Regions from separate parts of the Homo sapiens genome. Here region 2 is linked to region 1. Evidence: read pairs that join two places in POLR2A ChIA-PET (ENCODE). Cell type or tissue: Panc1. All regions are shown on one strand. Each heading gives the region's core, and the rest is flanking DNA. Links, peaks and the distances in the headings are about the cores only. Region 1 holds the start of LINC02818 (long intergenic non-protein coding RNA 2818). Region 2 overlaps FAM163A (family with sequence similarity 163 member A).

Region 1 (16,041 bases), core at 6,736-9,235:
TAAAAAAATATTTTTAGTAGAGACAGGGTTTCACCGTGTTAGCCAGGATGGTCTCGATCTCCTGACCTCGTGATCCGCCCGCTTTGGCCTCCCAAAGTGCTGGGATTACAGGCGTGAGCCACCGCACCCGGCCTATTGACATTTTTTAAGGTTTCAGATTTTCTTTTGTGTGTCTAGTAATTCGTCTTTTATTGTCAAAGATAATTTGCTTATTTGACTTAGAAAAATGATTTGTGGGCATACAATATTGTATGTGGTACCTAAACGTTGCCATTTAGTTACTCTTACAGAACAACTTTCATTACACTGTATATTAATATAAATTACTTCTTGAGTAATCCCAGAATTGTAGAACCAATTGGTAGAATCAGAAACTGTCTTTGGACTTGAGGTTTTTCTTCCCTTAGGGTAAATTTTAGGTTTTCTGGTTAGTTTCCAGGAGTTGGCGGACAAGTTCATATCACTAAAGGTGTTCATATCACTAAAATAGTAATGCTAATTTGTTTCATATTTCTATTTTAAAAAGCAATCAATAAAGACATTTCAATACATTTCATTTGGAAGCCCCCAAGTGTATGGTGGTTAATAAGGCTCAGCATGCTGGTAACCCACCATTCTCTTAGCTAGTGACTCCACTAAATAGTGCTAGCCGCTGAGATGGTTTTGACCCTTTAACAGCCTTTTTTTTTTTTTGAGACAGAGTTTCACTCTTGTTATCCAGGCTGGGGTGCAATGGTGCGATATCTCGGCTCACTGCAACCACTGCCTCCCAGGTTCAAGCGATTCTCCTGCCTCAGCCTGCCAAGTAGCTGGATTACAGGCACGTGCCATCACGCCCAGCTAATTTTTGTATTTTTGGTAGAGACGGGGTTTCCCCACGTTGACCAGGCTGGTCTCGAACTCCTCACCTCAAGTGATCCACCCGCCTCGGCCTCCCAAAGTGCTGGGATTACAGGCGTGAGCCACCGCGACTGGCCTACACAGCTTTTAATTGCTTGATTTATACTTTATTAAAGAGAGGAAGCACAATGAGCAGTGATACTAAAATATAACTAATATGGCATGTGAAAGTGATCATTATTCAGATGATCTTCACCAACACTGCATTTGCATATATCTGACCAAACTTTATGCGACATAGGCAGGTCTCTGGCACTTCAAAAATGAATGTTAAATAGAAAATAATAAATAATAGCTGATTAGGGTAATCATTTATTTAATCAGAATAAAGATTATATCCATAAAATTTACTTGCAGAGAAGTACTTTCTTTTTGTTTTAAAGACAGGGTCTCACTCTGTCACCCAAGCTATGGTGCAGTGGCACAATCACAGCTCACTGCAGCCTGGACCTCCTGGCCTCAAGGGGATGATCCTCCTACTTCAGGAATTATGCCACCATGCCCGGCTAGTTGAGAAGTACTTTCAAATAGCAACATGAAGCCTTTCCTTTACCATTTGAAAATAAAACATAGTTGTAAACATAAACCAGTATGTCTTTGTAAAGCCAATAATATATCATTTTATAGGAGCATTGTCTTCTTGTGTTTTTCAAGTTGACTATGTAGTTCAATGTCAGTCTCCATTTTAATATCTTGTTTGTTTATCAGCCTGAGCATATTTCATTTTAAAATGTATTTGTTGAGAAGTCATGGTGGTTTTTTGTTTTTCACAAGTCAAGTAGCTTGAACACTATCACTTGTCCAATGGGAAAGTTGATGCTTATCTTTATGGCAAATGCTTGGTTGAATAATATATTTGCAAAGATGTTAATTCTACAGAGAGCTAAATAAAGTTAAGATACCTGTAAAACAGTTTCTCCAGATGACTTTAAAATAAGCCTTATTTTTGTAAATTTATGTTAAATTTTAGGTGTTAAGTTGTGAAATACCTAATGATGTGGGCCTAAATTTGCCTCATTCAGACTGAGACAGGGCTGTTAAAATTCATTTCTAGCTAATAAACTGTGCTATAACTTCTTTATTATTATTATTATTATTATTATTATAGTTTAAGTTCTGGGATACATGTGGAGAACATGCAGGTTTGTTAACATAGGTATACACGTGCCATGGTGGTTTGCTGCACCCATCAACCCGTCATCTACATTAGGTATTTCTCCTAATGCTATCCCTCCCCCAGCCCCCCACCCCCTGACAGGCCCCAGTGTGTGATGTTCCCTGCCCTGTGTCCAAGTGTTTTCTTTGTTCAATTCCCACCTATGAGTGAGAACATGCGATGTTTGGTAAACTGTGCTATAACTTCTGTATCTCTATAGGCCAATCCAAATGGCCTGAGAACATAATCAGTATCCCCTAATCTGCAAAAAGGTAAATACCTTAGTCTTCAGTACCTTTCCTTCCAGTATTATCTGCATTATCTGTGCCCGCTTGCTGTGATGTCTTGAAAAGCCCATAAATTGGTTCTTATTTTGGCAAATGGTCTCCTGCTTTTCCTCACTGAGGCTTATAAACTAAATTTGCCTTTGGCTAAGCGCAGTTACATGAACCAAAAAGAACATTTTAGACTTGGGAAGCAACAGGCTGAGTCACATTGTATGGGGCAGAGTTGGCCAAGCCCCCGGCAGTCACAGCCCTACTCTCTGTGTTCCTTCTAGGCCTGAGGACGCATCAACACAAAGCTCCAGGCAGTTGCTCCTGGTTCATCAGAGAGCACAGGAAATTTAAATCTATTTGCCTTTCCTGTCATAAAAGAAACAGCACACTGACTTTCAAACTCAATTGCATTTTGCTTATTTGTGCTTAACAAAAAATATGTGTGCTTTGCCAATACTAACGTCCCACTTCTCTGCACTCCCTTTCTGTATAACAGGGATTGCTTTTGTATTTGTTTCTTATAGATGCTGATGATGTGCCTTATTCAGATTAGTTGGCCATTACCAGAATAAAGAATAAATCTGAATTTTTTTCAGCGGACTGATTCTTGATTAAATTTCCCAAAATAGCAGGTTTATAGAAATGGGCATGTGGTGATTAATGGTGGGAAAGGAAACTGCCCTCATATGGCAGTAAGCTGAGGAGCTAGAGAATCCTGTGAGGGTTGTCAGGTGGCATTTTGTGGCCATCAGTGAAATGGTATAGGGCAGACCCTGCCTAGAATCTGTTGCAGCTCTTGGGTAGCATTCTTCGAGTGCTATTCCTACTTAACGAAGCTTTCCTGAGTATGGGAGAAACATTGGGGTTGTAAGTAGATCCCTGGGAATTGCTGCTATCCCAGGGTGTGCTGTTGTGAGTGTGTGTGTGTGTGTTTTGAGACAAAGTCTTGCTCTGTTGCCCAGGCTGGAGTGCAGTGGTGCAATCTCCCCTCGCTGCAACCTCCGCCTCCCAGGCTCAAGCAATTCTCCTGTCTCAGCCTCCCAAGTAGCTGGGACTATAGGCACAGGCCACAGTGCTGGGCTAAATTTTTCTATTTTTAGTAGAGAAAGGGTTTCATCATGTTGTCCAGGCTGGTCTCAAACCCCTGAGCTCAGGTGATCTGCCTGCCTCGGCCTCCCAAAGTGCTGGGATTACAGGCGTGAACCACCACACCCAGCCTGTGAATGTGGTTTTTTTTTTTTTTTTTTCGAGACGGAGTCTTGCTCTGTCGCCCAGGCTGGAGTGCAGTGGCGCGATCTCGGCTCACTGCAACCTCCACCTCCCGGGTTCATGCCATTCTCCTGCCTCAGCCTCCCGAGCAGCTGGGACTACAGGTGCCCGCCACCACGCCCAGCTAATTTTTTTGTATTTTTAGTAGAGACGGGGTTTCACCGTATTAGCCAGGATGGTCTCGATTTCCTGACCTTGTGATCCACCCACCTCGGCCTCCCAAAGTGCTGGGATTACAGGCGTGAGCCACCGCGCCCGGCCGAATGTGTTTTTTAAGTGTGGATATCCCTTACCTTATGTGTTGGGAGTGGGGGAGGTGGGGGTGTGTTCAGAATTTCTGCCTTAAGATGTTGCCAAACCAGAATTACAGAGCAGAAGCACCTGAATACCCATCTCAGCCCCTCACCCACCTTCTCCCAGCTTCCTGCTCGGCCCACCCCCATCCATACCCAACTAAAACCAAAGGTCTTATTAACACATTTTATAGAAACATTTTCTAACAAATCTGAATTGAATTTTGAAAATCTGAAAGACTTGTTTTTGCAGTTTAGAAAAATAGGAACTTTGGGAGTTACCATATCTTAACATATGAGCTTTCACTGAAAAGAGCTAAAGTCAAGCGATAAGATGAGCCTGAAGGCAAAGAACACAGAATTTCCTAATACTCATTCCACAAACGTCAACAGTAGATTAGCAGCAACGAGATTTTCTTAATGCATAAACTCACCACTAGAGGATATTACATACTAGTGTTCTACCGTACACTAGAACAGGCCTCAATACTGATTAATAAGGGAGTGAGTGGCTATGAATTATTTAGTTGCTGTAGGAATTGTCATTTTAAACAGGATACAATAAAAATGATTTTAAGTCTGAAGTTGCAATTCGAGTCATAGAATGTTTGGTGCAGAAGCAGCTCCATCAAGCTAAACAGAAAAGATCTTAGCTATTGGTCCAAGGTATTATCTACTTTAAGAAAAGGAAATGAGTAGGCAGATCGTATTATGTATATGTTTAGGGCACTCATTACTGTGGAATCTGCCCACATGACTTTAGGGCTCACAGAAGGCCCCCATACACACACTAAAAATGAGACACTAGCCAGGCGTGGTGGCTCACGCCAGTAATCCCAGCACTTTGGGAGGCTGAGGTTTGTGGATCCTTTGAGCCCAGGAGTTTGACACCAGCCTGGCCAGCATGGTAAATCCCTGTCTCTAAAACAAATGCAAAAATTCGCTGAATGTGGTGGCACATGCCTGTAAGTCCCAGCTACTCAGAAGGCTGAGGTGGGAGGATCACCTGACCCTGGGGAGGTGGAGGCTGCAGTGAGCCATGATTGCACCACTGCACTCCAGCCTGGGTGACCGAGTGAGACCCTGTCTTAAAAAAAAGGCCAGGCGCAGTGGCTCATGCCTGTAATCCCAGCACTTTGGGAGGCTGATGTGGGCTGAGCATGAGGTCAGGAGTTCAAGACCAGCCTGGCCAACATGGTGAAACCCCTGCCTCTACTGAAAATACAAAAAGCCAGCCGTGGTGGTGGGTGCCTGTAATCCCAGCTACTCTGGAGGCTGAGGCAGGAGAATTGCTTCAACCCAGGAGATGGAGGTTGCAGTGAGCCGAGATGGCGCCACTGAACCCCAGCCTGGGCAACAAAGCAAGACTCCGTCTCAGGAAAAAAAAAAAGACACTTTGTCTTTTTGACCTATATCTGACACTTTCTAGGATCACTAATTCTTAAGTATACAAATCAATGTTTAAGATAAACCATTAATTCAGTAACATCTTTTATTATCATACTGAGAGGTGACAGCGTGCTGGCAGCCCTCGCAGCCCTCGCTCGCTCTCGGCGCCTCGTCTGCCTGGGCTCCCACTTTGGTGGCACTTGAGGAGCCCTTCAGCCCACCACTGCACTGTGGGAGCCCCTTTCTGGGCTGGCGGAGGCCAGAGCTGGCTCCCTCAGCTTGCAGGGAGGTGTGGAGGGAGAGGCGCGAGCGGGAACTGGGGCTGTGCGCGACAGTTGCTGGCCAGCTGGAGTTCCGGGTGGGCGTGGGCTTGGCGGGCCCCGCACTCGGAGCAGCCGGGCGGCCCTGCCGGCCCCAGGCAATGAGGGGCTTAGCACCCGGGCCAGCGGCTGCGGACGGTGTACTGGGTCCCCCAGCAGTGCCGGCCCACTGGCGCTGCACTCGATTTCTTGCCAGGCCTTAGCTCCCTCCCCGTGGGGCAGGGCTTGGGACCTTCAGCCTGCCATGCCTGAGCCTCCCCCACTCCGTGGGCTCCTGTGCTGCCTGAGCCTCCCCCACTCCGTGGGCTCCTGTGCTGCCTGAGCCTCCCCAACGAGTGCTGCCCTCTGCTCCACGGCGCCCAGTCCCATCAACCACGCAAGGGCTGAGGAGTGCGGGCGCACGGCGTGGGACTGGCAGGCGGCTCCACCTGCGGCCCCGGTGGGGGCTCTACTGGGTGAAGCCAGTTGGGCTCCTGACTCTGGTGGGGGACTTGGAGAACCTTTATGTCAAGCTAGGGGATTGTAAATACACCAATCAGCACTCTGTATCTAGCTCAAGGTTTGTAAACACACCAATCGGCACCCTGTGTCTAGCTCAGGGTTTGTGAATGCACCAATCCACACTCTGTATCTAGCTACTCCAGTGGGGACGTGGAGAACCTTTTTGTCTAGCTCAGGGATTGTAAATGCACCAATCAGCCCCCTGTCAAAACAGACCGCTGGGCTCTCTGTAAAATGGACCAATCAGCAGGATGTAGGTGGGGCCAGATAAGAGAAAAGCAGGCTTCCCGAGCCACCAGTGGCAACCCGTTCGGGTCCCCTTCCACACTGTGGAAGCTTTGTTCTTTCGCTCTTTGCAATAAATCTTGCTGCTGCTCACTCTTTAGGTCCACACTGCCTTTATGAGCTGTAACACTCACTGCAAAGGTCTGCAGCTTCACTCCTGAAGCCAGCAAGACCATGAACCCACGGGGAGGAAGGAACAACTCCAGACGCGCTGCCTTAAGAGCTGTAACACTCACTGCGAAGGTCTGCAGCTTCACTCCTAAGCCAGCGAGACCACGAACCCACCAGAAGGAAGAAACTCCGAACACATGCGAACATCAGAAGGAACAAACTCCGGACGCGCTGCCTTTAAGAACTGTAACGCTCACCGCGAGGGTCCGCGTCTTCATTCTTGAAGTCGGTGAGACCGAGAACCCTCCAATTGCAGACACAATATTACATGAGATGCCGTTTGAAGCTTTCACCTGGAGTTGGCACATCTCTGAAACTCCAAACACATAACAATAATAGGTAAAATATTTCAAGGAAAATTTTAGAAGACAGAGCTAGGCTCAAAAACAAGATGCATCTTTGAGGATCAGAAACAGAATAAAAACTCCCAAGTGGTGAGCAGGGCTGAAGTCGCAGGCCTACTGGACCCTGCATTTGAAGTCAGACAGGCTGCTGGCGGCTTGGAGCTACGAGTTCTCCACGTGAGGCTCACCAGGTTATGTATACAAATTGCTTGTTAGAAGCCCTGCAATATTGGTATTGTTATCTGCAAATATTCAGTGATTAGTTTTCACACAGCCTTTAAAAAAACATCTTGTTTGAATGTCTTATATAAAGTATGCTACAAGTCAGTTTCATAATTTTTTTTTTAGAGATGAGCTCTATGTTGCTCAGGCTGGACTCAAATTCGTGGGCTCAAGTGATCCTCCTGCCTCAGCCTCCTGAATAGCTGGAACTACAGGAGCACAGCCCTGAGCCTAATTTTTTTTTTTTTTTTTTTTTTTTTTTTTGAGACAGAGTCTCGCTCTGTTGCCCAACTAGAGTGCAGTGGCACCATCTCAGCTCACTGCAACTTCCGCCTCCCAGGTTCAAGCGATTCTGCCACCTCAGCCTCCCGAGTAGCTGGGACTACAGACGCATGCCACCATGCCTGGCTAATTTTTTGTATTTTTAGTAGAGACGGGGTTTCACTGTGTTAGCCAGGATGATCTCGATCTCCTGACCTTGTGATCTGCCCGTCTCAGCCTCCCAAAGTACTGGGATTACAGGCCTGGGGCTCTGCATCTGGACAAAGTTGACATTTTTAATACATCTTTACAAAATGTGAAGAATTCCTAATAGGACTTTTTTTTTTTTTTTAAGACTCATAGCCTAAACAAAGTTAAATACAGTTTTTAAAGACTATTCTGTTAAAAGTACCCTAAATAATCATATGAAGATGATAATTATGTCTAATTTTTTGTCTGCTTTGTATTATTTACATTTTAATATGTGGTGTTTGTTTGAAAAATAATCTAATATTTTTCTAAATATATCTCAATGTTAATGACTGCCAATTTATTTCCTTATTTTCAGGTTCATAATAATTTTTGTACATAAACTTTCTTGATCATAAATTATTGCAGCATTTTATTCTTGCAGTAATAACTGTTTATTAAATTGAATGGTAGATTTTTAATGCACACAAGGTGATTTCCACTTCAAGTTACATTATAGACTGCATTTATATATTTGAAAGTGAATATTCAAATTTAACAAATCAATGACATGCTTCATTTGAATTGCTATAACTGTTCAAACATAGTTGATTGAGAATCCATCTTTTCCTCACTGATTTGAAATGCCACTTTGTCACATACTGGATTCTCATATGTATTTGTGCTTATTTTCTGAATGTTCTATGCTGATCCATTGACCTGGCTGATTAGGCATAAGTACCACACAGTTTTAATTATTGTGGCTTTAATATCTGGTGGTGGCTCATTTTTTTTTTCTGAATTTTTCTAGCATTATTACTTATTCTTTCAAATGAACTTTAAAATCACCTTGTCTAAAAAGTAAATATTTTTCATAGGATTGCATTAATTTTTCTAGTGATCTGGTGGGAAATTGGCATCTTCATGACATTAAGTCTGCATATCCAAGAAGCAAGCAAACTCTGTTCTGGGTAGCTTTGTTTTTATGATTTTACTATGGCTGGAAGCAGCTAGAAAGTGTTGTGTCTCAAATCTAAAAACCCACATCTGGTGAAGTTCTAAGTTTGTTTAAAATACCAATTCTTTTTCATAGTCAAATATGAAAGATGAGAATGGATTATCTCTGCTTCCCCTATTCCCTCCAGCACTGTGAGATTTCCTTCCATTTTCTGGAAACAAGGAATCTTTATTCATCTTTGGAACGACTCAATTCACTGAGGACCCTCGCGGAGATAAACAGTGCCTGAGTTGCTTCCTAACTGCCATGGTTTTCTGTGAAAGGAAACCCCTCTCTACTGGATTATCTTACAAATGATGTTGAATAATAGAAGATCTGTGAAAATATTTATTCCTAGAATGAGAATATAAACACCCTCATACCAAAGCCACTGGTGGTCCTTAGTTCTTCTCCAAGTATTCCTAATTCTGTAATCCTTTTGTCTCCCGACTTTTTTGCTTTCTGTAATCTTGGGTATGAGGCTACACATTCAATTTGCAAATATTTACCGAATACCCACATGTGCCAACAACTGAGTTGAACATCAGCTATCCTAATGACATACGGAGAAAAAAGCCCCTCGTATGGTTTGGGTGAATATTTCCTTCCACCCCAAGGTTTGTAACCTTTGAATAGGATCCTCCCTCTTTTATCTATGGGAAATAGGACTAAGAATATATAGTTTGGGAGGATGTCCTTTTTTGCTGACAATAGGGTATCCATAAGCAATATGCTGTTCAAAGTCTCCAAGTGGATCAACATTTTGAGACTTTGTAGCAGCATGCTTCGAAGAGGATACAGGAGGAGAAACCAGCCCTGCATTAGAAATAATTAATCCACTAGGCCCTATGGGTCATTATCTGCTACTCATTGCAGCAGATAATGATATTCCCAGCTGTGATTTGGGCTGGTTGTCCCCTGACAAATTTTCATGCACAGAACCCAGGTCAAAACCCAGGTAGAAAGAAAATGCAAACATGCCTCTCATCTGAGGGGGTGACCCTTTCAGGCCCAATGGGGATGCAGCAGCTGTTTTGCAGAAGGGTCTTGAAGAGATGAAGAGCTGTAGTCTGATGGGGAGTAAAAACTGGGTGAAGACCATGAGCAGGGTTTTTCTTTTTTCTTTCTTTCTTTTTTTAGACAGAGTCTAGCTCCGTCACCTGGGCTGGAGTGCAGTGGGACGAACACAGTTCACTGCAGCTTCGACCTCCCAGGCTCAAGCAATCCTCCCCCCTCAGTCTCTGGAATAGCTGGAACCACAGGCATGCACCACCGTGCCTGGCTAATTTTAAATTTTTTTTGGCCTGGCGTGGTGGCTCACGCCTGTAATCCCAGTACTTTGGGAGGCCAAGGCAGGTGGATTGCCTGAGGTCAAGAGTTCAAGACCAGCCTGGCCAACATACTGAAACCCCGTCTTTACTAAAAATACAAAAAATTAGCTAGGGGTGGTCGTGGGCGCCTGTAATGCAAGCTACTCAGGAGGCTGAAGCAGGATAATCACTTGAACTCAGGAGGCGGAGGTTGCAGTGACCCAAGATTGCACCATTGCACTCCAGCCTGGGCAACAAGAGCGAAACTGTCTCCAAAAAAAAAAAAAAAAATTTTTTTTTTTTTTGTAGAGATGCGGTTTCACTACTTTGCTCAGGCTGGAGTGGCTATTTTTCAGACAGCATTTAGTCCCCATCATTTTGCCTTACCTTACTTCCTGGTGGGCAGCATTGCATGTAAGTTTTTGTCACACAAAACACTAAATAAAGACTAGAGAGATGGCTTGTTCTGGTGCATAGACAACCTTTTGCAGAGGAAGGATGAGAACCTGTAGATTTACGTAGTTGTTTTGATTAACTCTCCATCCACCAGTCCCAGCTGGTAGCATCAATGAGCAGGAATTTTCACAGTCATCTGGAGAAAACACACCATATTAAAAAGCAAACCAATTTGTTTTATGGGGGAAGGGGTTCACAGATGCATTTGGGAAAAATTAGCAAATGGTCCCTTGCTTACCATCTTCACTCTTTTCTTTTTCATCCCGAACATCAAAGTCGTTCAGTGGTTTTGAGATCACATGTTCCACTTAATGTTTAAAGCAGGTGCCAATAGGAGGAGTAGAAACATCCCTGTGAGGAAAACCACAACTATGCCTTGTTATTTGAAATTTGCTCTAGTTTCACATTCTTAAAATGTTAAAAACTGGAGTGAGAACTGGCTTGTTTGCTGAGGTGATGCTGAAGCATGACGGTGGCCCAGTGAGCTGTGGCTATCTGGGAGGTGAAGGTAGTTTTGTTGAGTGGTGCCTGCTGGGTTTGATTCACTACGACGGCCACCTGCAGCTGCCCCGCCAAGGGGTGCCAGATTCCACCTTCTCCTCATCCTCAACACTGCCTTGGGCTGGCTGTGATCTGGCCTCATGGCTGCAACCACGACAGTGCTGTGACAGGGCTTTGGCTCTGTTAGCCATGTGGGGTACAGATCCAAGTGCCCCTGTGGCCAAAGCCTGCTACATTTATCCAGCTCCTGTAAACACACTTTCTTGTAGAATCACAAAGATGTAGGAAGTCCTGCATCTTCCATCTGCTTCTTTCCCATCCTGTAGCCACTCCTGGGTCTCCTGTTTTAGTCCCTGTGTGGTTCCAGTGTCTAAGAAATGAACGCATGGGAGTTATAACCCCTTTTTAAGTATCTTCTGCCTACGTATCTTGCGTAGCTCAGTCTTTTTCTTCCCTTTTACAACGAGGTAGCAGGTGCTTGAGTTTCTGAGAGGAATGAGAAGGGCAAATGCAAACCCCTTCCCTTGAGCCTTTGCAGCTGGTTGACTCAATAATAGTTGCTGAGTGCCCATGGGTCAGGCTCTTCCAGGGCTGGCTTTGCTCTGTAATGAACACCTTGCACTCCAGGATTGTTTGATTATCCTTCAAAACTGGACACACCCTTTCCTGTCAGATGGTTTCTGTGGTCATGCATTGAGGTGGAGGTGGATGTGATGACCTCTGACGGTCCTTCTAGCCCTAGAACTCTGTAATTCTAATGGTCAGGAGCATATCTTAGCATCTGTCTTCTTTCTCCTCTTATTGCTTTCATTTACCACATTATTTCTGTCTACCTTCTCAAGACTGTAGCCTTTCACCTAGCACATCCTCTGTATATCTGCATCCATCTCTGGTTGAATTTCAGTTTGTAACCACCAGACCAGTCTTATCTGGCCCTACTCTGTGGATAACAGAACGGCCAGTTATTTTGCAGACACAGAGCTAAGAAGTTGCAACTTACGCAGCCAGGGCATGCACAGAAAAGAAAACTTCGACCTCAAATGACACTGGGAACTAAAGTCTTTTCCCCAACCATGGAACTAAACGTTTGGGACTTATGTGGAACCTGAACACTGGAACATTTTCAAAAGTGGGGGGTCAGTTGTCTAGGAATTTCTGGTGATAAGACCCCTCCCCATGCCTTACCAAAAGTCGTCTCATTTGAAGTCCTTCCAATCAAATCCTGCCCTGCCAGCACTTTCACATACCAACCAGTCCTTCCTAACCCATAAAACTTGCCCCAAAACCCAGATATGGGAGGCAGATTTGAGTTTTGCCTGCTGTCCCCTTAGCAGTTGACCTCAGAACAAAGCCTTTCTTTTCTTTTCTTTTTTTTTTCTGAGATGGAGTCTCACTCTGTCGCCCACGCTGTAGTGCAGTGGTGTGCTTTCGGCTCACTGCAACCTCCACTTCCCGAGTTCAAGTGATTCTCCTGCCTTAGCCTCCTGAGTAGCTGGGATTACAGGCACCTGCCACCACGCCCAGCTAATTTTTTGTATTTTTAGTAGAGACGGAGTTTCACTATGTTGGCCAGTCTGGTCTTGAACTCCTGACCTCGTGATCCACCCACCTTGGCCTCCCAAAGTGCTGGGAATACAGGCATGAGCCACCGTGCCCGGCCAGCCTTTCTTTTCTCAAAGCCCAAAGCCATAGTATTGGCTTCTCTGTGTGTCGGGCAGTAAGCCCATTGCTTGGTAGCAAGTCTGTCTTCACTGTCTAAAAAATGCTTTGATCAATAGCTCCCTGCCCCTCCTCTAGTGATCTAGACCCATCCGTAGTAATTTCACTCTTTTCCCGAGGACAAAGTCTGGTGGGAAAGAAACACTGAGGCTAACATCAGCTTCCTAAAGTCATGATTCCACATTTGGCAGGCAGATGGACCCACCAGTCTCTGATTATGGCCAGTCTTTGAACACCTGACTCCACTTTCTACCTGCAGTCTCCACTGTAGCTTATTTTAGTCTCAAGCAAGTAAATACCTGGGAAGGTTTAGTAGCTCACCTGTGAAAATACATGTTAATTTTCCACCCTGGAATTTAATAAGCTCCTTGAGGGCAGGGGTGGCATTTTCATTTTTATTTCTCTAACACCTGACACAAACGTTTGGTGTCTAGTTTAGGTCCTCAATAAATGTTAGTTGAATAAACAGTTTTCTCTCTGTTAACTCTCCTCTCTAATGGCAGTTTTTTCAAAATCCAGGCACGGATTGGGCTTACTGCACACTTCAGCGTAGGAGCACGTCGGTTCACCATTAGAGTAACGGATCTCAGGGGTCAAAGTTGTGGACTCAATCGTAGAGGAAACCACTGGGCTCACCAAGAGAATGATCGTTTCCGGCCCCTTTCTACATAACTTCATGCAACACGGAGACTCCTGAAAGTTGTAGATGAGTTGGATTTCTGAAAATCAAGTTGTTTCGTCTTTATTGAAATGTCCTAGCTTCATTTGACTGGACTTGGGTCACTAATAGGTTTCTTACACTTTGGCTTTGAGTTTCTTTGCCTAGAGGCCTGTAAGTCAAGAAAGTCTAGGAAACAAAAGGGGGCATGAAATAGTAACATGGAATGACTGAAAGGGTCATTTTGCAGATGGGGAAACCAAGGGGCTAAGTGACTGCCTAAGGCCACAGGTTACAGTGTAGACCTGAGCCCAGAACCTAGATCCTGGGCCCAAGGCCACTGGTCTTTCCACTGTGGGGAAACCTTAGTGAGCCAGGGAAGTACAGTATTTACAAGAACCTACCATTGAACTATCTGGGGGTGTGGGAAATGGCTGTTTGCCTCCATATGAGGCTTTCTCAGCATTCTTGTTTTACAGAGTACACCACCTCATCTCCCCGCTTGGAGGTGCATATTGTCTACGGCACCCATAACTGCAGGACTGGCAGCCTGGGAAGGGCCATGCCGGGGGCTGATGGAAGCCCTCACTCTGGCGCTCCCTTGCACCTCCCACCCACATGATGCAGAGGTCCGTTGTGCTCTATCCCAGAATCCAAACTGCACCCCGTGTCCCCGCCAGTCCAAGTACTATCAGATATGTCAGCAGCAGGGAAATGCCACTTCCAGGTTTCCAGCTGGGCCTGAGGGGCTTTGTGGAGTCAGTAGCAGAGGAGGCAGGGTGAGCAGAGCCGCTGGGCAGGCACAGCCCAGAAGCAGGGCCTGATGTGCAGCTGGAAGTAGAGGGATTGGCCCTGGAGTCTCCACTGGCTGGGCTGGGAATGGTTCTAGACACTGGTCTCAGGCTGGACAGATGCGTGTTTGTTCCCCATGCTCCTGCGCAAGGGGCAGAGCTACAGTTGCTACTGATGTACCAAGAGGCTGACTGTCCTCAGTGTGTCCACTCCAGGAGAGAACCATGGCCTCATGTGCTTGCAGCCCTGCCTGGCCACTCAGGGTGCTTTACGTTGCTGCAGTGCTCTTGGTTTCATGCCACTGCCTTTGGGAGACAGCAGTGTCTGTGGATACCTCTCTGGACCTGGATACCCAGGTCAGTCAGCAGCTCCTGAAAAACCTGCACCTGAAAAAGTCCCAGCCCTGACCTCCAGACTGCTGCCAGTGGCTCTAGAATCCTACCTTTCACAGCTGGACATGGAAGCAAGAAGGGTGGTGGCACCATATTGGGTAAGTTGGCTTTGGGGAGTTTCAGTCTGGAAGAATCTATAAATGACCAGCTAGTTTTGTTAGGTTGGTCCCGATTGCTGTGTAATTCCCAAAAGGGAAGAAGCTCAGAGAAGCAGGGAGAAAGAAACTGAAAACTCAGATGCTACCAAAGGAGTGTGGCTTTGGTTGTTCAATACTTCGTGCTCCAGATCATGAAGCTGATGAGGAAAGCCCTGGCAGGTCTCCGAGTGCTCTGAGGTACAGGTCCGAGCAGACGCCCCAGCTCCAAGTCCTCAAATTACCCCGTTTGTTGCAAATGGACTGTGGAATCATTTTCCCCAGGAGTTCAAACTACAATCTTACTAAACCTCTGCCATCATCATGTGCTTGGGTGTAAATGAAGCCCCAGTATTTAATCCTCTTAAAGCTTGTAACCTAACAGGATGTGGAGGAATTGAACTCTGGGACACTGTTGGTGGGATCGCAAAATGTTGCAGCTGCTGTGGCAAACGGGATGGGGATGGTGGTTCCTCAAAAAATTACAAATAGTATTACCACATGATCCAGCAACTCTACTTCTAGGGACAGAAGTAGAATTCCCAAAAGAATGGAAAGCATGGTCTCAACAACAATGTATTTCTTTTCTTTTTTTTTTTTTTTGAGATGGGATTTCCCTCTTGTCTCCCCGGCTGGAGTGCAATGGCGCAATCTCCTCTCACTGCAATTTCCGCCTCCTGGGTTCAAGCGAGTCTCCTGCCTCAGCCTCACAAGTAGCTGGGATTACAGGTGCCCACCACCACGCCCGGCTAATTTTTGTATTGTTGGTAGAGACTGGGTTTCACCATGTTGGCCAGGCTGGTCTCGAACTCCTGACTTCAGGTGATCTGCCCACCTCAGGCTCCCAAAGTGCTGAGATTACAGGCATGAGCCACTGCGCCTGGCTCTCAATGATGTATTTCTACACCCATGTTCATAGCAGTGTTATTCACAGTAACTAAAATGTGGAGGCAACCCATTTATCCATCCACAGATGAATGGATAAGTAAAGTATAGCATACATACAATGACATATTATTCAGCCTTAAAAGGAGGGAAATTCCGACCTGCCACATGAGATGAGCCTTGAGAACGTTATGCTGAGTGAAATAAGCCATTCACAAAAAGACAAATACCGTATGATTCCACTTATGTGAGGCACTTAGAGTGGGCAAAATCATAAAGGCAGAAAGTTAGAATGGTGGTTGCCTGGGGCTGGGGGTTGAGGGAATGGGGAGCTTTTGTTTTATGGGTATAGAGTTTCAGTTTTGCAAGATGAAGAGTCACGGCAGTGGATGGTGGTGACGGTCACACATTATGAATGTGCTTGATACCACTGAACTGCTGCCCACTTAATGGTGAAGGTGATAAGCTTTATATGTGTATTTTACCACAGTGAAAGACATTGAAAAGAAAAAAAAAAACCCTCCAGCCTATGAAAGACAGGAGTGCATCTGGTTCCTTCAGCTGGCTTTGGCTGGCTGTAAAGCGTGTGCAAGGCCTGTGTTGGGTGCTGGGGCCAGTG
Region 2 (16,041 bases), core at 5,368-7,867, 52 kb after region 1:
TAATGACTTTGCCTTCCTCCCAGACCAGTTTCCATGTGATAGCACCCTACCAATGTTAAGTCTTTCACCACTGCAGCTCATGCCCAGGACATTCTCCACCCTTCTCTTTTAAGAGATACCTCAAGGTCTACATCCTCCTGGTTGGATGATAGGATCCAAGATTCAATGATGTTCTAAAATAAGGAAAAGAAGGGGAAGGAAGAGTGGTAGAAGAGGAGGAAAAATAAGAATCTGATCCCTGCCGGGGGCGGTGGCTCACGCCTGTAATCCCGGCACTTTGGGAGGCCAAGGTGGGCAGATCACCTGAGGTCAGGAGTTCAAGACCAACCTGGCCAACAAGGTGAAACCCCATCTCTACTAAAAATGCAAAAATTAGCTGGGTGTGGTGGCAGGTGCCTGTAATCCCAGATACTTGGGAGGCTGAGGCAGGAGAATCATTTGAACCTGGGAGGTGGAGGTTGCAGTGAGCTGAGATAGCACCACTGCACTCCAGCATGGGTGACGGAGTGAGACCCCATCTCAAAAAAGAAAAAAAAATCTAGTCTCCTCTCTGCTCCCCTGGGAATGCACTGAAGATTTTGAGATTAAATAACCACAAATTTTACTTATTTCAAGTTGTGTTTTTAATGGCTGACCAGAGTGATCTTTGGGCTCATAGAAGAGAGTCTGGTGGCAGACATGCCCACTGGGAGGCCTGCTCCATGTCAGCATGGGCTGGAGAGTGGAGGCTGACATGTACTAAATGAAGAGACTGTTTAAGGGAACACTGGTGGGCAAGCAAGGGCTCAGCCCTGGGCACAGCACCACAGTGCACATAGACGGCGGCAATTCTCTGCGCCAGGTAAACACCCCACCTGGTGAGTGAGGCAGGCTGGAGGGTTGGACCTTGCACTGGAAGGTAGTCACAGCCAGGGTGCCTTGTTTGCAGACTTCTTGAGCCCCCTTTTTGTGACCTCTTTCCTCCGCAAAGCTGCAACCCTGCATTTCTATATTCCTGCATAATGCCATACCAGATATATAACATGCATCACATCATTCAATGTTGCAAGATCCCTGGGATATAGATATTATTTTCCCCGCTTTGGAGACAGTAAAACTGAGGCTCAGAAATTTAAATTACTGTCCAAACCCATGCCACTGGTAAGAGGCAGGGCTAGGATCCGCAAACCCGAAAGCTCCACTTCACATTGAGTTTATCTGGACTCAGCCCATTAGTGATCTATACCGGTTCTCACAGGCTTTGTCATGTAAAAGAAAGCAGCAGGGCCAGTGGAAGAGCAGGTCCTGTTCAGAGCAGGCTTTCCCTGTGAGCTTCAGGGTGAGGAATCTTCCCTAGGAGGAAGTAAATGGGCTCCAGATGGTTAACAAATGCAGTCTGGGAGTAACAGTTTTATTTCAAACAAGAGAAATATCGTTCGGATTTACCAAAGCTATGAACAGGTGAGTGGGTGGTGGGAAAGAGAGAGGATTATTCAGTTTCAGAATGATTTCCCTTGGCTGGAGAAGAATTCTCTTGGCTTGACTGGAGACTAGAGGAGCAGGGAAATAGATGCAGAAGGAAACTGAAGTCAAACCTGCCACTGATTACACATTGTGAGAAGTGATTAGGTGGTGGTTGACAAAATTACCTTTATAGAGAAAATCCTGAAAAACACATCACTCATATTTGCATAGCATTTCACAGCTTACAAAGCCCATATATTAACTTGTTGTCTCCTAGAATCTCTGAGCTGGAGGGCACCTGGACCAGCAGTTTCCAAGCCTGGTTGACATCCAGGTCGCTTTGTAACGGTCCCCAGATTTCACCCAGACCCAGGGTGTCTCTATGGGTGGGAGGCTGGGGGGTTAAATGTGCCCCTGGGGCTTCCCATGGTGATCTGGATTTGGGCACTGCCAATCTCCACCAGGACAACTGCCACCACCTCTCACTTCGGCCCTGCAGTGGGTTCTTCACTGAGCTCCAGTCCTCCCATATCCAGGCCCTTCTCCATTCTGCCACCAGACAGAAGTTCCCTAAAACACATGGAGTCAGGTCCCGCCCCTGCTCCTGGACAGGAGAAAGGCTGGCACTTTGGGGGAGCTGTAGAGCGGTGTGTCTAGACCTCATGCTCAGGCCCTGGCTACTCCTCACGCAAGGCTCCTCCTCTGTGAAGTGTTTCCTGATTTCACCCCTGCCTGTGGAGCAGGTGCTGTAGATCTTCTAATATTATAGCAATGCTCTCAGGGTCATGTCGTTATTTGATTACAGAACCATTTATCTGCACAAAACTGTGCGCGAGGGAACCTTCGGGGCAGGGGCTATGCCTTGTTCATTTCTGTATCCCTGGAGCACATGGTAGGATCTCTATAAACACCAGCTGAATGAACACATTGCATGCTGGCACCTTGAGCTATCATTGATGTGCATTTTAGATCAAGCAGGTCTCAGGAATAGATGTGTTTAGGGTGAGCTCTCCTTGCTCAAAGGCCTAATAGCCCAGCTAAATAGCTCTCTATTTACTACAAATTAAGAGGAGCCTCGGGCTAAAGAGATTGCTTAGGAACTGGAAGACTCTGCTTTGGGTCTGATACCACTTGTTCCATGACCACTTAATGTTTTCGAAATAATCTCATTTCAAACATTATTAATAATACTGCTTTGTATGTTAAAGGATGTCACGGTTTGCTAATGGACTTTAATTCATCCTCTACATCTCTGATGGGTAGGAAGGTCTCCCTCCCTTTTCCTGGCAGCAGGCCTGATGCGGCCAGGGTGCAGGCAGAGCTGGTGGCAAGGAGCCAGTGGAGAACTCTGGCACCCTGCTTTGTCAGCCAGCTCATTCCACTGCCAGACCCTCGGGAAAGGGCCTCGGCTCCTGGGTCCTGAAATACACACAGATACTTAAGGATGAGGACAGAGGCCTTGGGCTGAGACACGCCAGGGGCTAGACAGGTTACAGGTCACTTTGGAAATGCTCAGGATTTGAGTCCTGAGGTCTGAATTTAAATCCTGGTTTTCCTTGAGACTTTGAGAAAGTTATTCAATCTCTCTGAACCTTGATACTTTCATTTGTTAATGGGTATAATACTTGTGTCTTCCTTACTGGGTTGTCTTGAGGATTCAATGGGCACAATTATGTCAGAGGGCTTAGCAGGTGGCTAAGTGCTACACACACGTGGCTGGTATTACCCCTTAAGGCTGAGCCCTGGGGAACCCTCTTCGCTGCTGGGCAGAGGCTTTGGTGGGGAAGTAGAAGAGCCCAGCTCTGCTCCTAGGTCCATAACCTGTGTTCGTTTTACTTTGTGCATGGCACTCAGGCCTGCAGCCCAGATTGGTGGCTGGCCCTAAGACTCTTTCTCTGGGGTTGAATAGGACATCCAACTTATGCCTGGCTCTGAATCTACCCTGGGGAGACCTGAGACCCTGCTGCTGTCACTGTTGCCATCCTGAGGGTGAGGGAGCTCAGAAAAGCCTAGCCAGGGCTGGTGGGAAGGAGCATCCACTCCAGGTTAGGGCCTGTGTGGCTCTGGGAGCCTTTTGTGATGTGTTAGTAGGTACTAAGTGGCTATTTGGATTAAAACAAAATAACATCTTTTTAAATCCAACAACTTGGTCAAGATTAAAAAGTATTAATTACTAGCCCCTTTTTGGCAAGGGAGTGGGGAAATGGCCACCAGTATACACTAGTAGAACCTCCCCAGAAGGTGATTTGGCAACATACACCAGTCTTAAAGATCAAGGGCTCAGCAATTCCACTTCAAGCATTTCCCCAAAGGAAATAATTATGGTTATGTGAAGAGATGTCAACTCGATGTTCACTGCAGCATTATATATGAAGGGAAATCTGTAAGGAATCAAATTCCTTAACAACGGGGGAAGCTAAATACACTATGGCACATGTAGAATACCATGGAAAAATAATATTATCAAATATTGCTGAGCAAACAGGCTACAAAACAGTATTAGTAAATGACACTCTTTAAATATGTTTCTGAAAGCAAAACAAATGTGTACATATAGCCTATTAAAAAGCCTGGAATAATATATCCTAAAGTGCTAACCATTTTTTTAAGGGGTGGAATTATGGATTATTTCTCCATTGTGTTTTTCAGTGTTTTAAAGGTTTTGCCTCGAACTCATACATCACTTATACATTGTGAAGAGATCATTTTTATGACCCCCTCCCCACTCCCCCAAAACAAAAACAACAAACCAAAACCAAAGCTGGAGTGTGGGCTGGGCTGCTGGAGGCTCAGAATTCCCAGCTACACCCAAGAGAGCAGGCTACAGAACGAAAACCCAGGGAATGCCTTTTTGATCTCCGTCTTCATGTTCTCTCATTTTATCAAAGAAAACCTCAGTTGGAAGATGTGGGTGTACAGGAGATAATGTGCTTCAGAGACTTCCACTCACAGTTTAGAAATGCCTGTATTTATAGCTTGTGCAGTGACCTTTCTAGTCGACCACAATTTATGGTTTCTTAATTGGTTTTCTGGAAACAAGCAGTGGTAACTTATATACCAGGCAAGGGAGGAGCAAATCTAATCAGTTGCCAGGGTGAGGAATGGGGGGTGGGAGTTGTGGACCAGGGGAGGCTGGATGTGTTCTCTTCACAACAGCCTTCCTGACGCACTGAATTACTGCGCCTTTAATTGATCTGGTGAATCACAGTGAGATGTTGGAGAAGCTGGGCTCTAAATGAATAATCTCTTCATGTTCTATATTTATTTGTCCTCCCACAGTGACGTCCATGGCCAAATTCTAAGGTTGGCCAGCTTTTCTTTGACATTTGGGACTACCTGCCGGGTAGCCAGGCAACAGAAGAGTCCAGTTTACCCAAGATAATTGAAGGGACAGAGATGAGGAGGATTAAAGTTACTTGTTAAGTCAGTGAAATAAAGTCATCACAAGGAAAGGAACTGGAAGGAATACTCCACACCCCCAGCATCTAGATTTTATACACTGCGACATGTCACAATTCTAGGCTATCTTCTACCTGAAAGAAATGAGTATGCTTTTTCTTTTCGGGGCATATAATAGGAATTCAGCAAATGTTAGTCTATTTTTCCTTCTGTGCTTCATGTGCGCAGGTTTTGTGCTTTCTCAAGATAAGCCCCTCAAGGGAAGATGCTATACTGTTTTCTCTGGGTCTGTTGTGTATGTATATAGGGCAATGCTGGACCAAGCAGGAAGGGACTATTGAAGGTTACACTGGAGACATGCCTGCCATGTGCCAGGCACTGCGTTAACTGTGAATTTAGTTCACCCTCACAACAGATTCTGTAATGCAGAATTGTCTTTATTTTCAGAGGATACAACAGGTTCAGAGAGGTTAAATTAACTTGTCTAGTAAGTAACTTTTCTCCAACATCCAGTAAGTTACAGAGCTGGTATGTGAACTTACACAGCGTGGCTTTGCATCTTACACTCTTACCTCCTCCACCACTGCTCTCAAAGAGGAGGCAGGTTTGGCCCAAGGTCGGGGCATAGGCAAGTTGAGCTGTGGCCAGGTTATTCCTGGTGAAGGCAGGAGGTTCTGGAAGGCCCAAGATGATAATGTGTGGAGGGCAGATTTGTTATCAATTACGCCCAACCCTGAATTGCACCCTAGCCTTCCAGGAAGCCTCCACCTGATCTGGTCACAACAGACCACAGCCAACCTATGCAGAAGGATCAGACTCTTGATGGCCTCAGAGGCAGCAGGAATCTCACCTGTATCTCTCTCCCTTGGGACTTCTATTCCAAATGTGCCCCTGGCCAGTGTTTGAACAAATTTCTGAGCCAGCTAGGTATAATCGGGAAAATGTTCCTTATAGCCAACTAGTGTATCCCATCAGGAAATACAATTTATTTTAGTTTCTCTTTTTTACTAAATTATATAAATTTATATAAAATTATACAATTTATATATATAATTATATAATATTTGGGAATTATATATTATATAATAAATTATATAATATATATATAATAAATTATATAATATATATATAATATTTGGGCTCAATTATATAAAATTTGGGAAGTATAAAAAAGTGCCAAGTGTGTGGCAGTCCTACATAGTGGCTGACGGTTAATACAAACAGGATCAGATTCTGGATTTGCTACTTAATATCTATGTAGCCATGGGTCAACTTTTAAACCTTTCCATACCTCACTTTTCTTATATACTAAGTAAGATTATCTTTTTCTATTCATTCTATTATTTCATCAGGATGTCATGGGGTAGGAAAAATAAAAAAAAGGTGTTGATCAGCTATTTTAAGTTAAAATACTTTTTAATGCACATTTAAAAAATAAACATTGTCAAACTATTTTCCCAAACGGTTTTACAAAATTTCACTGCCACCTAGCAACACAGGAGTTGTACCACAATGTTATCAACATAAGGTCATTGTTAGGATGGGTCATTAAACCCAATAAATGTTAGTTATTAACAGTAATCAACTCCCTTTCCAGAAGCAGCAACAGTTAAGTCTTTCCCCATGTTTCTACTCAGTCTTTTCCACATATTTTATTCTTCAGATAGTTGAGACTATGCTGTCTGTACAGTTTGGCATTCTGCATTTTGAATGAATGAATGAATGGCTTTTTCCTTTTTTTTTTTTTTTAAGACGGAGTTTCACTCTTGTCGCCCAGGTTGGAGTGCAATGGCACGATCTCGGCTCACTGCAACCTCTATCTCTGGGTTCAAGCAATTCTCATGCCTCAGCCTCCCAAGTAGCTGGGATTACAGGCATGCACCACCACACCGGGCTAATTTTGTACATGAATGAATGAATGGCTTTCAAACCATCCAAGTGGTTTGGGATACAAGTTGCTGGAAATGCACACAGGCTGAGGACAGAGGGGCCAACTGTGACCACGGTTTGAAGAAACGGCACCAGCCAGGGGTGGGAGGTCTGGATTGCAATGCTGACATTGCCTCTAAGAGTTGGATATTCTCAGACAAGTTTTCTCAGCTTCTCTAGGAAACAGTTGCCTCCTCTGTAACATGAAAGCGCGGACTCAGGACATTTAATGATTGCTCTGGCTCTAATGTTCTTTATTCTCAAACCAAGAAGGTGCCTGGCAGGGTGGCTTAGAACTTTGGGTTCTAGAAAGGGAAGGAGATGGCAGCAGCTTCAGGGTGCCTGGGAAGGATGATGGGCACAAGAAACTGTTCAGAACCCTGGCCAACGGCCTCTGAGAATCCAGATTCTGCGAGCAAAGCCCACCAGGCCAGCCTTACCAGTACCAGAGGAGTCTCCATCCCGTCCTGCTTGCACAAGCTTTCCCGCCCGCCAAATGAGAAGATGCTCCTGTGCTGCCCGGACCACATCACCAGGCCTCACTGTGTCCCTGCCGACCGGCCCTTCTGGTCCCCTTCTCCCCTTCCCCATCTCTGCCCCCACAGCCTTACATTAGTGTCCGTCTCATCCCCTCTACATTGGCTAATTCAATGAGTCCCAGGTCTGTTAAATTAAGCCCACTGCTGCCCCTGCCAGAATCCTCTAACAGCTCTAATTGGAAAAACAGCCTCAGCCTCTGCCTATCAAAGCTGATTATATCCATGCGCACAGAGGCCTGGTCCTTGTCCGGCATGCTCACTCCACCCGGCCCGTGAGATCATTTCGCCTGTTCCCCAGGGCTGTCTGCCAGCTGCAAAGGAGTCAGCCTGGTAGAGGCGCCTTCTCCACGTCAAGGAGCAGCAGCTGGCCTCCCAAGCCGGCCCTGATAGCATAAACAAGTTTGTGCTCATCACAGGGAACTGGAAAACAACTTGTGCTCGAAGCAAGACGTCTTTTTTTTTTTTTTTTTTTTTTTTGATACGGATTCTTGCTCTGTTGCCCAGGCTAGAGTGCAGCAGCACGATCTTGGCTCACTGTGACCTCCGCCTCCTGGGCTCAAGCGATTCTCCTGCCTCAGCCTCCCGAGTAGCTGGGATTACAGTCACCCGCCACCATGCCCAGCTAATTTTTGTATTTTTAGTAGAGACGGGGTTTCACCATGTTGGCCAGGCTGGTCTTGAACTCCTGAACTAGTGATCCTCCCGCCTGGGCCTCCCAAAGTGCTGGGATTACAGGCATGAGCCACCGCGCCTGGCCAAGACGTCATTTTTAACTAACCTGCATTTACCACCCTCATCCCTGCAATCCCAGCGGAGTCTCTCACACTGGAGGGAAGGATTTACTCCAAGTAAAGGTACACTTGCCCCAGGAAGCCATCCCAAGAGAGTATAGTCCAAGTATGTACTAATTCCCAGGTGCCTGCTCATTTGAGCCCCTTTCTCGGGGGTCAGAGCAGTCAACCAACCGAGAACTCTGTGAGGATCTAATACGTGCCCCATGCTATACTGCAGCTAGATGTGGGAGAAGGGGAGATCAGAGAGAAGTGGAATCATGCCTCCACATAAACCAGTGGGTTTTAAAAATATTTTTTGAGGTAAAATTCATATAAGATTCACACTGTCACCATCTGAAAGTGTACAATTCAGTAGTTCTTAGGATAATCACCATATTGTTGAACCATCACCACTATCAGATTCCAGAATATTTTCATCACCCTAAAAAGAAACTCTGTTCCTAGTAGGTAGTCAGGCCCCATGCTCCTCTCTCATCCAGGCCTGGGCAACCACGAATCTACTTTCACTCTCGGTTAAGCCCCTCATTTTAAAGCCATCGTGTATGCTTGCATTTCTCCCCTCGTCTCTACGGTTTTCATAACTGAGTACCACCAGACCTTTGCATGGAGCACATTAGATGCTTTTACTTCTGAGATCTCAAAACACTTAAACACTGCAGTTTCCTTGGTTCTTGCCACATATTATAATCAGCAAATGCCCTCTGTCCTGTCAACACCAAAATGATGAGAACACTCTGATTCTGTGATGAAAGTCTGGTAATACAGCTCTGGTCTAGCTGATGTAACTAGGTAGCATTAGAAGTTTAGCCAATGTCAAGAACCTTATTTTGTCAGGAAGAATGAGGCATTTTAGGCAAACATAAGAAAGCACAAAGACAGTTAATGCAAACTGTCTTGGGGCAGGTACCTGTGTAGGAATCACACAAACTTTAGCAAGTATCAAAATCACCTGGAGGACCTGTTAAAATGTGCATTGCCGGCCCCACCCAAGTTTCTGATTCAGCAGGTCTGGGGTGAGTCTTGAGAATGTGCATTTCTAACAAGTTCCCAGGTGATGCTGATGTTGCTCATCTGGGGACCACACTTCGAGAACCACTGGCATATTGACTAATGGTCACAGCAAGGAAGAACGATCACCGAGCTTATGCGTTTGGCTTTGTTTCAATTTCACTTCTTTAGGCTAACTGATAAGGTTAAAGTCTTGTCTTGATGATGGTCACTGGCAAATAACACTGTTGTATTTCTACAAGTATGTTTTATGTTCAAAATTTTCCATTTCACACTTGGGAGCCAAGATCAGTAATTCCTTAATGTGCTTGCAACAGGGCATAATCAAGTAATAAATAATTTCCTTTCTGAAGAGAAGTGTGATTGTGGATTATTTTATCCTGTCAGTTATGGTCAATCTTTGAGATCTTTACCCATAACATAAATATACATTTGCATAGTCCTGTGCCTTTTGGCCCATTATCTAGAGGGCTCTCTCCCTTGAATATGTGTCATAGTATTCACATGAACCTGCCTGGCCACAAGTGCCCATATCTTGTACTCCAGGGACAGAGCCAAGAGTCAGACTTTGGGTCACAGCCAGGGCATTCTTCAGAGCATGCAATCTTTGTGAAAACAACCATTTATAGTTTTATAGTGTTTTCATATTGTCTAACATAAAGCTCAAAACAACCTTCTCACATAAACTGGGCTGGTATTTCAAATCTATTTAGCACATACATAAACTGTGGCTTGGTTTACTGAGGTGATTTGCCCAAGATGTTCCAGTTAGTGGTGAAGCCAGGCCTCTAACCAACATATCCTCCACTTTATCATTCACGTGGATTCCCAGAGTTAAAGCTCCACTGATCTTTATGAATGCCCTGAGAGTGCCACTTGAAAACAACATAAATCTGTTTATCTACAGTAAGATAGTAAAAAGCCCATATGAGCCGATAAACAGGAAATAGGAATGCACATTACCATTTGGTTTTTAGTCTCAAATGTCTAGAAAGCCAAGATCATGCTCCCTGGAACAACTGTCTATTCATTCAATGGAAACAGCATCTTGTCACTGCCTGAGCTCTTTCTCTGAGACCCATAAATGGGGTCCCACTGGGACTTTTAAGGCTTTCAGGAGGGAGCAGGTCTCTATGCTGGCCAAGAGTCACCCACAGTCCCAAATCCCACCAGCTCTCATTAAAGTATCAGGGGCCAGGGAGGCTCTTCCAAGGCCTGCTTTAACCACAAACTGAAGGCATGATCCTGACTGCTGCAGCCTGCTTCATTCATATCCCCCTGAGCCCTGGTCTAAGCCAACTCCCTCTTCAAAAAGGCTGAAATCCAACCTATTCCTTCTACTCCTGCTACCACAGACTACTGCCAGGATAAAATATTTTATTTTGATATGACTTTTGTTGATCCTTTTCTAATAATATAAATATTGGTAAAGATAAAAGTGTAAGGAAAAGAAAAACTACCCAGATTCTTAACACCCAAATTAATCACCGTTAATATTTTCCATCATTTTTTGATATGAATGTACACTGAGAGCATTTAATTTTGTAGTAACTTTCTAAAACATAACTAGGTTTCTGTCCTGCCTAAACCTTTTGAAGGCTCCTCCAGCCTCTGAGATGACATCTAAATATTCCCTGCCTTGCTGCGTCAGCCTTCCCTCTCCTTATGAACCTCCCTCCCAAACCCTGTGAGTCTAGCTCGGAGCCTCTATTAGGTCTGTGTCTGTCTGTCTGGCTATGCTCCACAGTGTTTGAAGAAACATTGTTACTAGGTGGGTTGCACCCAGCCCCACTACAAGCCCCTTGGCACCTATTTCCTTATACTCTTCCCCCACCCCTCACGCCTTATACATATACGTCAACTGCACACCACTGCAGGCCTTTGAGTTTGCAGCCTGAGTGTCTAGCTATACTGATCCGTGTACCTTTCCCCACACCTGCCTATAAGCCTTTGCTCAAGAGATTGCCCTTGCTTGGAATGCTACTATCTTTCCTACTACTGCTTGTGAGGAAATCCAGATCCAATTCTCATTTTTTTCAGGTCCCATGGTCTGTAAAACGTCTTCCTTCCCTCTGCTCCTGGGGCATGCGATGCTCTACTCCACTCCTTTGCATGAACTGCAGACTCACATAAGCACATGTTCCCTCACCCTCTGGAATTCCTAGTGGCTCGGGATCACCCCATTTGGCCTTTTATTCCATAAAATGCTGTTCACAAGTAGGTGCTTGGGGTCGGTGGAACTGAAACTGATCACAGCTGTGTAAGGCCTTGGGCTCACCCATTTTCACCTGATCAGCACCTGGGGTGCTGTCTCTTCCTTGGAGTCAGGGATATGGGGTGTAAGGAGGCTGCTCTGGCCTCCTCGTGATCTTACCTAGGCCAGCCCTGGGTTCTACGTTCAGAGTTCATGGCAGGAAGACATCTATATTCACAACTGTTAAGATGGGAAAATGATTTGTTACATCTTACCCCAACCTAAAGAGGATTTTAGGTGCTTCAGAAATACAGGTGGTTCCCAACTTATAATTTTTTGACTTTATAATGGATTTGTCAAGGTATGACATGCATTTTCAACTGATGACAGGCTTATGGGAACATAACACCATCATAGTCCAGGAGCATCTGTACACTCAGTAGGATAAAAATGGAATGAAGATCGCAGGGAGGATAGCATAGCAACATGCAGCCAGTCAGTCATGAGGTTGGTCTGCAGAACTGCAGGACGTGAGCTGCAGATTTAACTCTGAGCTTCTTAGCAACCAACGTGAAAAGAGAAATACAGTCAGTTAAACCAAATCACAGTGTGGAGGAGCTTAGTTTTTCTTTCCACTAAGCCTTGAGAGGAATTTCTCCTGAGGATCCTCTTAAAGGGGAGGCTGAGAGCTATAGGGGAAAGTTGTTACTACACCATTACATATTTAAAAAGCAGCTTCTTACTGTATCTCCCAGGGGAGTCTGAGGACTAACACCCAGGTACGGCTCTTTGAAAGGAGTGTACCAGGAAGCAGCAGTGTTCAAACCTTCAGTTTTCTGGCAGGTGACCTTGATCTGGAGCTTGGGGCATCTGCAGCAGCACATCAGAACCGCTGCCCAGAGTCCAGGAGGTCTGAGAGGCTCTTCGGGTCTGTGGGGGGTGGCACACGAAGGCTGATCTCACGGAGCTCCTGGCCTCCTTGTCTAACTCACCCACAGCATTTCTGCCTTTTTATGTTTTTACATGTTAGAATTTGGGGTCAGCTGTTTGACAAAAGAGTTTTGCATCAAAAACTGAAGTTTAAAAACCTGTCATGAGTAATATTTCTCTTCAGTGAGCTTTTGACAAGCATTTGCTGACATAAATTCATGTTTAAAGTTTTTGGGCAAAAATTTAAGAAGATTACCATTCTTAGGTGTATACCCAGAAGATAGGTACTCAAACAAATACAGGTACCTGCATGTTCAGAGCAGCACTATTCACAACAGCAAAAAGGTGGAAACAGTGTTCATGGATGGAGGAATGGATCAAAAATTGTGAGAGGTTCATACAATCCGATGCTACTCAGTCATGAAAAGGAATGGCATTCTGATGCATGCTACAACATGGACAAACCTCCAAGACAGGTTAAGTGAAAAGAGCCATTCACAAAAGTTCACATATTGCATAATTCCATTGGCGTAAAATTTCCAGAATAGTCCAATGCATAGACAGGGTACAGCTTGGGGAGAACTGCTTAATAGGTAAATATAATAGGGTTTGATTTTGGAATGATGGCAATGTGACACTAAATAGAGGTAGTGGTTGTACAACACCATGAATGTGCTAACTGCCATTGAACTGAACACTTTGAAATGGTGCTTTTATGATATATGAATTTCACTTCGATACATTAAACAGATTTAAATTAAACAGATTAAACAGGGAAAATCATCCATATTGCCAATTAAAGACCATTTCGCAATTTGACAGTCGACCAGGCAGAGGGTAGGCCTGGCATCCTATGGAAATGAAGGGGCTTTCTCAGGGCCGATACACACACACTTACCTCCTTATCAGGCAGGGCTGAGGGGATAAGTGGCCATAAGTGAATGCTACGGCAGTAAAGTTGTAGGTGGTTTCTCTCTCTGTTTTTTTTTTTTTTGAAATGGAGTCTTGCTCTTTCGTCCTGGCTGGAGTGCAGTGGTGTGATCTCGGCTCACTGCAACCTCCATCTTCCAGGTTTAAGCGATTCTCCTGCCTCAGCCTCCTGAGTAGCTGGTATTACAGGTGTGCACCACCATGCCCAGCTAATTTTTGTATTTTTAGTAGAGACGGGGTTTCCATGTTGGTCAGGTCTTGAACTCCTGGCCTCAAATGATCAGCTCACCTCGGCCACCCAACAAAGTGCCGGTATTACAGGTGTGAGCCACTGCACCTGGCCAGTAGGTGGTTTCTCTTTCATGTGATTCCTGGCCACGATTTACACTGCTCTTATCTCTTCAGCACCTGGCACAGAATAAGCTGTCCAAGAAATGCTGACTCGTTGACTAGACCAGCACCAAGTGTAGGCCTCTTATTTTGAATCTATGATGCACCTATTTCCCAAACCCTCATATGTAACAATCTCCCTAATGCCACCCAACCCCCACCCCATCTGATCAATTCATTCAGGCTTGTCTGCTGTTGAATTTATAGCAAAGAATTAATAGGAATAAATCTTTTCCGCCAAGGACCCTGGGGAATATTCTGAGGGTAGTAAAATTCAGCCTCACCTCAACAGAGTTACTTCACAAGCTCACACTTATCTTTGTCCTGTTCTTCACTGCTAGAATAAAGGTCGGCCCCAGCTCTTTTCCTGAGAGTCCTCAAAGTATTCTGCGGGCATCTGTCCACACTCATAAGACAATATATTCTTTTATTTTTTCATCCATCTATCCTACTGATATTTATTGAATACTGAATGTGAGTGTTGATCATATGCCAGGCACTGTGCCAGGCTATAACTGGGGCTAAAATTAGACAAAACAAGCAAGGCTCCCCTGAATAGGAATCTACAGACACTAGCCACAATTATAAGTGTGCTGGGCTTTGACAGGGGATATTGCGATTGAGGCAGGAGAATAGGGTCTGGAGGAAAGGAACCTAAGGCCATTTCACGCTGACTTCTTAGAACTAAATTGAAAGGAAAACCCTAACTTCCCATGCCTAAGTAACAAAAGGACCAGAGGCTACTCCCTTTGCAAATCCCCACCTTTTCTGCGTGGCAGATAGAAACTGGCTGTCTGCAACCAATCAGACTGATTGTAGACTAAGTCTTCGTTTGCATAGAAGTGCAACTTTGTAACTTCACCTTAGCCTCTGATTGGTTGCTTTTTGCAACCAATTGGATGTTTGCACAGGAGTATGACCTCTGTAATTTCACTTCAGCCTCTGATTGGTTGCTTTCGGCAACCAATCAGACCGTTTGTAGGCCACCACTTCATTTACATGAGGTGAGAGCCAAGTGGCCAATGGGGAGCCTCTGGGGGTATTTGGACCCAAGAAAATTCTGCACCCAGGCCCTTGAGCTGCTGCTGGCTGCTTGGGCCAACTCCCACAATGTGGAGTGTACTTTCATTTTCAATAAATCGTTGCTTTCGTTCTTTTGTTGCTTCATTCTTTCCTTGCTTTGCCGTGCGTTTTGTCCAATTCTTTGTTCAAAACGTCAAGAACCTGGACAATTTGCAGTCAAGACCTGCTACCGGTAACACTATGGGAATGTTTTTCAGTGGAACAGACGGGCCTGGGGGCTCAGGGAAACTCTCCCTAGCCTTGAGAGATTCACTCAGCCAGAACTAAAAATGAGGTCAGTGGGGACAGCATGGAGATGAGTTCGTCCAGGGTCTGCGGGTGGAAACAGGCTGTCCTGGCCGTGACTTCTGCCTGGACTGAAAGATGCTCACCCCACAGGGAACCAGGAGGATCAGTGTCGCTTCCATCAGCTCAGCCCACCGGTCAAAGCTCAGTGAATTCTCACCTGCTCTTCTGCTCTAGCTGCTTCCCTGCTGTACTCAGCCCTTACCTTCAACTCCCTCAGCACTCCTCCTCCAGTCTCCCACTCTCTGTATCACTGGGGATCATTCTCAGCTGCTAGGAGCTTGTGGATGCCTTTGAGAACCTGACGAAGGCTATGGACAGTCTTCCCGGAGAAAAAAGCACATAGGGAATTCTGCCTACAAGTTTAGAAAATTCATGAAACCCCTAAAGCTCATCCTTGGAGCCCACCACTTCCCTGGGCATCCATGGGCTCAGGACTGGGAAGGCCGGACCTGTAACCCCAGAAGCCTCTCACACTCCATCAGGCCTGGCTGCCTGCAGCACACCTCAGCTGGTAGCACCTGCCCTGCAATGTGCCTGTCCCTCCTCAGGGCAACCGAGAGTCTCAGAGAGCTGTTGTGGGAAAGCCTCAGGCAGAGTTCTGGCTGAGCAGAAGCTCCTGACAAGTGGTTTAATTCCTTCCCATGGGGGCACAGTGAGGTTCAGCAAGGCTGCCCAGGGGTGAGAAAGCAGCTGGTGCTGGCTGATGCCTTAAGGAAGAGAGCTCCAGAACATGGACAAAGATGACAGGATGGAGTACTTTAAAAACCACTTGGAAATATGCTTCAGTACTTCCTGCTCTCACTGCAGTCACTACAGCAACCTGCAGGTCTCAAAAGTCCCTCTTTGCTCACTGCCCCTTTCAATTAGACAAAGTCATTTTCATTCTCTGTTTAGTGGGCAACATGCCTGCGAATACCGGTGCTTTCTCAGAACGGAGGCTTCTGAAGGTAAAAGATGTCCGTTTCATTGGCTCTCTTCAGGGCCATATGGGTGAAGAGGCAAGTGCTTCATAAATACCAGCCATAGCTTTGGGGCCTGCTCTCTAGAGGCCGATGCTTTAATGCAGACAGCACTAACCCGGCAAGGTATGGACTGCTTGGGAAGCACCTTACTG

Evidence for each region. ChIA-PET counts read pairs that join two places held together with the same protein. Peaks named below come from ENCODE experiments on the same cell type or tissue, not always from the same donor. Only the 100,000 strongest peaks of a DNase experiment are listed, where the experiment ranks them.
Region 2: POLR2A ChIA-PET joins it to region 1 with 12 read pairs; 5 of 35 experiments call an interaction of 5 or more read pairs at or near these places.

What each region holds. Positions count from the first base shown.
Region 1 is chr1:179,826,855-179,842,895 of GRCh38, reverse strand. LINC02818 (long intergenic non-protein coding RNA 2818) reads left to right here and starts at 6,308. Exons shown (of 3, transcript XR_001738312.3): 1 at 6,308-7,097; 2 at 13,081-14,501. TOR1AIP2 (torsin 1A interacting protein 2) reads left to right here. Exons shown (of 7, transcript NM_001199260.2): 7 at 1-2,920. In Panc1, for the core only: no CTCF peak of the experiment used is centred there; no DNase peak of the experiment used is centred there.
Region 2 is chr1:179,773,680-179,789,720 of GRCh38, reverse strand. The region is part of intron 1 of FAM163A (family with sequence similarity 163 member A); the gene reads right to left. Among named protein-coding and RNA genes, the nearest start is that of MIR12116, 22 kb to the left of the region's middle. RefSeq lists an enhancer at 884-1,431. In Panc1, for the core only: no CTCF peak of the experiment used is centred there; no DNase peak of the experiment used is centred there; H3K27me3 peaks cover 190 bases.